Linked DNA regions of Homo sapiens: region 2 is linked to region 1. A link is a contact called in ENCODE Hi-C data. All regions are on one chromosome and are shown on one strand. Each heading gives the region's core, a stretch centred on a gene start or an enhancer-like site at or near the end of the contact. The rest is flanking DNA. Distances are from core to core; before and after follow the strand shown.

Evidence for each region. Hi-C counts contacts between places; a loop is a spot of excess contacts on that map. Pooled maps may share reads with other maps.
Region 2: a loop to region 1 is called in a pooled map, with 9 times the contacts of the local background. The contact joins the promoter of SCARB1 here to the promoter of ATP6V0A2 in region 1. A Hi-C loop is called at or near these places in 6 of 50 pooled maps.

What each region holds. Positions count from the first base shown.
Region 1 is chr12:123,710,833-123,714,390 of GRCh38, reverse strand. It overlaps ATP6V0A2 (ATPase H+ transporting V0 subunit a2), which reads right to left and starts at 2,038. Exons shown (of 20, transcript NM_012463.4): 1 at 1,709-2,038. The coding sequence starts at 1,825. LOC105370042 (a long non-coding RNA gene) reads left to right here. Exons shown (of 3, transcript XR_945477.4): 3 at 1-1,625. RefSeq lists a silencer at 1,664-2,213.
Region 2 is chr12:124,861,556-124,865,113 of GRCh38, reverse strand. SCARB1 (scavenger receptor class B member 1) reads left to right here and starts at 1,250. Exons shown (of 13, transcript NM_005505.5): 1 at 1,250-1,519. The coding sequence starts at 1,394. It overlaps LOC105370050 (a long non-coding RNA gene), which reads right to left and starts at 1,052. Exons shown (of 3, transcript XR_945488.3): 1 at 1-1,052. RefSeq lists enhancers at 603-802, 2,896-3,422 and silencers at 1,033-1,712, 2,943-3,072.

The sequences.
Region 1 (3,558 bases), core at 789-3,288:
AGTCAGTAGGAAACTCAGGCTGAAGACACACTGAAAACCTAGCACCACACAAGAGCTCATCGCAGCAACCTTAGTTTTACTTCCTTCTGGAAAAAGATGAACAGCACTTTCTTCTCCTTTCACTGACATTCAGTTGAAAAGGATCCCAGGTACACTCTATGACTGGAGGTAGTGGCGCTTATTGAAACTGGAACCTTCATAGTGATTAGTACGTTTGCTCAAACCTGTAAGACTGAAGTGTGATAAGTGTCTTGGCTTGAGTACTAACCGGAAGGAAAACATCTACCTGTTACAAATGTAGGAGCCTGCTGCACCTGCAGCTGTTGCCTGAATGTTTTGGGTGCTATTCACAGCTCAGCGCAGCATCCATCAGGTGAATGGGTACAACTGCAGAAGTGGCTCCAGGAACCAGGAACCGCCCTGCATCTTACCTGCACCCTCGCCTGTCACTCAGGAGTCTCTCCATGACTTTGCAACTGCCTTATGGGGCTGATCTGGTATTAGATATCTGATATCAATGGATATCAGATCTCGGGTAGGGCTGATCCCTTTTGAAATTAAGGACACCTTAGGAAGATTAAGGGAAACAGTCAGGAGATGAAAGTGGTGGCCAGGAAATAAAATGTTCGCCTGAGTGGATTTCAATTCAGTCAGTAAGTACTTGCTTCACGGTCTCCCTTCCACACCCTGTTCTTTGCCTTCTTAGCACTTATCACAGCTCATAATCAGAGTGTGTTTAATCTGTCTCCTCCCACACTGGAAGCTCCAGGAACACAGGGACTGTGTCTGCCTTGCTCACCACCGAGTCTCCAGCACCAAAAACAGTGCCTGAACATAGCGGGCAGTCAAGAAAAGCTTGTCTGTTCATTCAACAAATGCCTATCGATGCCAATGACTGCCAAGGACTGCGTTAAGGTACTTACTCTCAGAGGTTGACAGTCCTTGGTGGAGACAAACAATAAACAAGTAAATGGACAAACAAATGTTTATTATTACTTGTTGGGGAGACAGCTTCCACTCGACAAACAATGACTGAGTTCTTAAGTCCTTACACACAATGGTATGTACAGCATTAAGCATCAGTGACCAAAACACAAAAATCCCTCTCCTCAAGCAGATGACATCCAGCTCCTTCCCATTTCTGGCTCTGTCTGGGCTCCTCCTGTTCCCTCCAACAAGGACCCTCTCCCCAGATCTTCCCCACGGCTGGCTCCTTTCTATTTGGGTCTCAGCTGAAATATCACCTTCTCCGGGAGGCTTCCTCGACAATCCCTTCACACTCACCTCCCGCCCGAATCACCTTCACATCACCCCGTTTCTTCTTTATGGCAAACCTTTTCTGGTTGACCTATTTATTTGGTTAATGCGCCCCCCTAACCCCCGTAAAGTTCCAAAAGGACTCCAAGAGGCCTTTGTGGGATTTGTTCTCCCGCTGAGCTCGGTGCCCGGAGCTGATGAAGACCACACGGGCGATCCTAACTAACTGGGGCAGAGCAGCCGCCGACCACACAGACGGCCGGCGACCCTGGAGTCAGCCCCGCGCTCCGGGAAGCTTTGGCCGCTGAGCTGGGGTGTCATCTTCCCCGTCTGGACAATGGGGACGGGGCGCGCCCTTCCTCGGTGCTCCCCGCGGGAGGGCCCCAGCGATGCGCGGGATTGGGGGCGCCAGGAGAGCAGGTGCGGCCCGCGTCTCCCGGGCGACACTCACGTCTCGGAACTGGACCAGGCCTTTCTCGCCCAGGGCGCTGAGGCACTCGTAGGCCGTGCCCGACTGCAGGAAGAGCTGCGCCAGGCACATGGTCTCGCTCCGGAACAGGGACCCCATGGCGGGCCGACCCGCGCCCGGAGGGGCTCGATGGGCGGCGGCGGCTCCGAGCCGCGCGGGCCCGCACACTCAGCCGGTGCGGCCCGGGCCTCGAGCTCTTCCTGTGGCCTGGCCGCGGCCCCGCACTATGGGGCTCCAGACTGCAGCGGCCGCCCCCGGTTCTGCCACCGCGGCCGCCGCTCCAGCTGCCGCCACAGCAGTCCGCGAGGTCCCGCCCCCAAGCCACTGCCGGTTCCGGTTCCGCCCCCGCGTCCCGCCCCCCCCGCCGGCCGACCAATGGACGCCCGAGGTTGTCGCCGCACGACGTGGCGGCAGGGCCAACCAGCGCGAACCCGGCGGGTACGACCACTGCAGCTGGCGCTCCGCCGGACTGGACGCAGAGCTAAATCCCGCGCGGCTCCCCGGCTTTCCTGGAGGAGTCTCGCCGAGTGTGCACGCCGCGAAGCTCACCCGTTCCTAGTGCACGACCCTGTGCTGCTGCGTGTGTGTGTGTGTGTGTGTGTGAGAGAGAGAGAGAGAGAAACGGAATCTCACGCAGTCCCACAGGCTGGAGTGCAGTAGCGCGATCTCGGCTCACTGCAACCTCCGTCTCCCAGGTTCAAGCGATTCTCCAGCCTCAGACTCCCCAGTTGCTGTGACTACAGACGCGCGCCACCCGCGTCCAGCTAATTTTTTTGTATTTTTAATAGAGACGGGGTTTCACCATGTTGGCCAGGCTGGTCTCAAAACTCCAGAGCTCAGGTGATCCGCCTGCCTCGGCCTCCGCAGTGCTGGGATTACAGGCGTGAACCACTGCGCCCGGCCCTGCTGCTGGTTTTTTATGGATAGGGTTTCCCTCTGTGGCCCAGGGAGGAGTGCAGTAGCACGAGCTCGGCTCGCTGCAACCTTGACCTCCTGAGCTCAAGCGATCCTCCCACCTCAGCCTCTGGAGGAGCTGGGATTACAGACGCGCGCCATCACACCCGGCTAATTTGTTTTTAAAATGTTTATAGAGAAGGGGTTTCATCATGTTGGCCAGGCTGGTCTCGAACTCCTGAACTCAAGCAATCCTCCCGCCTTGGCCTCCCAAAGCGCTAGGATTACAGGCGTGATCCGCCGCCCGGAGGGATCCTAGGCTTCTTCGTGAAGTTGGAGTGTGCAGCCAGCATCCCAATCCAGTTTTCAAACATTTCCCACCGACCTCGCAAGACTCCTCCTGCTCAGTTGCAGTCTCCCCTTCCCGCCCGGCCTGGCCACCACAGGACAATTTTGTCTCGCTAAATTTGCCACCTCCAGGCTTGTCCTGTCGATGGAATCACACAGCACCCAGTGTGTGTTCCCCACACTGACCGGGAAGCAGTGGCCCCCCGCCCCAGGCCGCAACCTCACCGCTGTCCCAGTCGAGTCTCTGCTTACATATCCCCTTCCTTGAGACTGTCCCTGGAGTCACATCCTTGTTCTATTTCCTTCACTGCACCTGCCACCATCTGAAATTATCTTGTCTGTGTGTTAGTGCCAGTCTTCCCTGCTAGAATGGAAGCTCCACCAAGGTGGGGACATTGTTTCTGCCACTGTGGTATCTCCAAGCCCCAGCACATAGTAGCCACTCAATAAATAGTTCATGAATGCATACATAAATGTATAAACTTAAAAAAGTTAAAACCATAGACACTCCAGACCCCATTCTGCCAAACTGAGTTTTTTCCTTCTTTTAAGTACAAAAGGCGTCCTCACAAAGCCCACAAAATCAAGCT
Region 2 (3,558 bases), core at 1-2,500, 1.2 Mb before region 1:
CTTTTTCTTTTTCTTTTCTTTTTTTTTTTTTTTGAGATGGAGTTTCGCTCTTGTTGCCCAGGCTGGAGTGCAATGGCGCTATCTCGGCTCGCCACAACCTCCGCCTCCCGGGTTCAAGCGATTCTCCTGCCTCAGCCTCCCGAGTAGCTGAGATTACAGGCATGCGCCACTACGCCTGGCTAATTTTGTATTGTTAGTAGAGACGGGGTTTCGCCATGTTGGTCAGGCTGGTCTCCAACTCCCGACCTCAGGTGATCCATGAAGTCCACCCGCCTCGGCCTCCCAAAGTGCTGGGATTACAGGCGTGAGCCACCTCCCAGTTTTCTTATTGTAAAATGGAGCCATTGTGTGCAAAGCACTCAGGACAGGGGCCAGCACCTAGAAGGCTCCTCAGTCATTCATTCTAGAATATTTACTGTGAGCAGGCATTCCCTGCCAGGCCACGTTCTAGAGCTCAGGACGCGTGGGGGGGGGGGCCCGCCTCACGGGTTGGCATCCCAGTTGGAGCACATGGTCAGAATGCAAGGACGCAAATGAACGTGAACCTGCCAGGGGGTGCTCAGTCATAGGGTGATGGTGGCACCAGCGTTACGAAGGATAGGGCCAGGCGGATACCTGGGAGAACAGAATTGCCTGTGCAGGGTGTATGGAGGCCCTGGGGCTGGAGCCTGCGGGGCTTCTTCCAGGGACAGTGAGGCTGGAGATGGACTGCGGAGATGAGGGTCTAGAAGGTGGTGGCGGGGCATGTGGACCGTTGTAAGGGCTCTGGGGTTCCTGGGTGGGCTGGCGAAGTCCTACTCACAGTGACCAACCATGATGATGGTCCCGATAGAGGAGGAGAGGGAGGAGGAGGGAAAAGGAAGGGTGAGGGGCTCAGAGGGGAGAGCTGGGAGGAGGGGAGACATAGGTGGGGGAAGGGGTAGGAGAAAGGGGAAGGGAGCAAGAGGGTGAGGGGCACCAGGCCCCATAGACGTTTTGGCTCAGCGGCCACGAGGCCTCCTCAGCTCCCGCCCCAAAACGGAAGCGAGGCCGTGGGGGCAGCGGCAGCATGGCGGGGCTTGTCTTGGCGGCCATGGCCCCGCCCCCTGCCCGTCCGATCAGCGCCCCGCCCCGTCCCCGCCCCGACCCCGCCCCGGGCCCGCTCAGGCCCCGCCCCTGCCGCCGGAATCCTGAAGCCCAAGGCTGCCCGGGGGCGGTCCGGCGGCGCCGGCGATGGGGCATAAAACCACTGGCCACCTGCCGGGCTGCTCCTGCGTGCGCTGCCGTCCCGGATCCACCGTGCCTCTGCGGCCTGCGTGCCCGGAGTCCCCGCCTGTGTCGTCTCTGTCGCCGTCCCCGTCTCCTGCCAGGCGCGGAGCCCTGCGAGCCGCGGGTGGGCCCCAGGCGCGCAGACATGGGCTGCTCCGCCAAAGCGCGCTGGGCTGCCGGGGCGCTGGGCGTCGCGGGGCTACTGTGCGCTGTGCTGGGCGCTGTCATGATCGTGATGGTGCCGTCGCTCATCAAGCAGCAGGTCCTTAAGGTGGGTGAGGGAGACCCCAGGGGGTCCGCGCACGGACCCGGGCTGTTGGGCGCTGGGCGCCGGGAGGACCCGCGCGTTGCGGTGGGTGGGCGACCGCAGCGGAATCGGCGCCCGGGCCTGGCGCCGCAGAGCACGAGGGAGGCCAGGCGCTTCGGGAGGGGCTGCTGCCCGCCTCCCCACCACCCTCACCGCCCCAGACTGAGGCTAGGGGGGAACCCAGGGGCTTTGCTGGAGGCGCAGGCCAGGGTTGGGGAGGCCTGGACGGGAGACCACCCGGGCGCCTGACCCGCCCTAAAGGGTCTGGGCGCCCACGACGGATCAGGAGTGTGGACAGGTTGCTTCCGTGGTGCCGCCCGAAGGAGCCCAAGAGTGTGTGAACGTCTGCTTTCACAGCAGCCGGTAGCAGGGTCCGGTAAAATTAGAGCTGCACTTTGCTTGTATCCTGTGAGCCCAGGAGGACAGGAACCTTCTGTGAGACCCACGTGGGTGCCCAGCTCACATGGTAGGTGCTCAGCTGAGCATCCTCCACTGCCCAGAATCTCCCCATAGGAACCCTCTCCCAGAGGCAGAATGCGCGACTCTGTTCTCCCTGCTCACTGCCTCCATGATTCAGTCTGGAAACTATAAGCCGCTTTTCTCCCCAGATTCATGCAGAGGCAGGCAGCAGCCCAAGGTCCTCTGAGTGCACGCAGCCTTAGGTCTTTCCTCTGATCCTAACTTTGCATACCATTGCCCTTTCAACCAGGGAGACAGATTAGGCGGTCAGCTGGTCTGCAGACGGACAGACTCTGCCCTGGGTGCCTGGGTGGCCTGTTTGAATGAGCCTGGAGTTAGGGAAGGGCTGGGAGATTGCAGAGTATCACATTTGAACTAAAAGCCATTTAGAGTTTTGAAGCCCTGGGAACCCACACATGCAGTGGCGGGGAGGGGAAACTGGGGCTCACTCTTATCAAAGTTCTAGCCAGATGCAGAGCTGGGGTGAAGATGTGGACATTGTCACTCTAATGGACGTCTTTTCCCCTTGGCCTGCCTCTTTGGACTGGGTTTCTTAAGAATGGTTCCTTGTCCACATTTCATGTCTGTTCCCTCATTCACAGAGCGAATGAATGAGTGAATGAATGAAGGATCTGCTTAGATCTGGCTGCCACACTTCTTGGGACCCAGCTAGCTGGCCTTAAAGATGGAGCAACATATGGTCTCTCTCAAGGTCTCTGGGTGAGCAGTTGTCTAGGGCATCTTAGCCACGTTGTGTCTATTTTTGATTTTTCAAATCTTGTCCCGCCAAAGCCTGTAATCTGACTGCAAAGAGGTCCCGGTGGATGGTGACACTGTCTCTGGGGATGGCAGGAAAATCAGCAGAATGGCCTCTTCTCCCCCATGACAGCTCAGAGGCTTTCTCTGTTACACTGAGGGAGCTTTATTTTTCTGTGGCCTACTCATACTGAAACGTGTGTGTCAGTGACAGCCTTGTGGCTGCTGCAGTGCCAGGACCCCACTGTGTGTATGCAGGGTCCCTAGAGGGGCTATCACTCAGGCAGTTCAAGCATGTGACCCTGTGCTGTGAGTGAGCACCTGGTCTCTTGCTATGGGAGTGTGGGGACTTATGCCAGGTAAAGAGTCTTGCCAACTCAGTTATTCGGGGGCTTATTTCAAGGTGTTTTCTTTCTCAGGATGTCATCAGGTTAAGTATGTCAGTAGGATGTGTGTGTGTGTGTGTGCACCACACATGCATGCACCACCAAATTTCCCCACTCCTCTCCTGGGCTTCTAAAGAGGAAAACCACATTGTCCTCAATTGTCCTGGAGCTAGGAGCATCTGGCTTAAAGTTGAACAGGAGCCTCCCAGCATCCTTCTGTGGATATCCCAAAGGCGATTGGTTTGGGGCCGAGTGGTGTGAAGGCAGGAAGACACGCCCAGCCCAAGACGGCCACTTCTGGAACCGCCCAGGCTGGAGCAGCGGCCAAGTGCCTTAGCATGGAAGAAGAGAGCCTGTGTTCAGGGGACCAGGCGGGTGAGACACACGCATAAGCAGGGACTG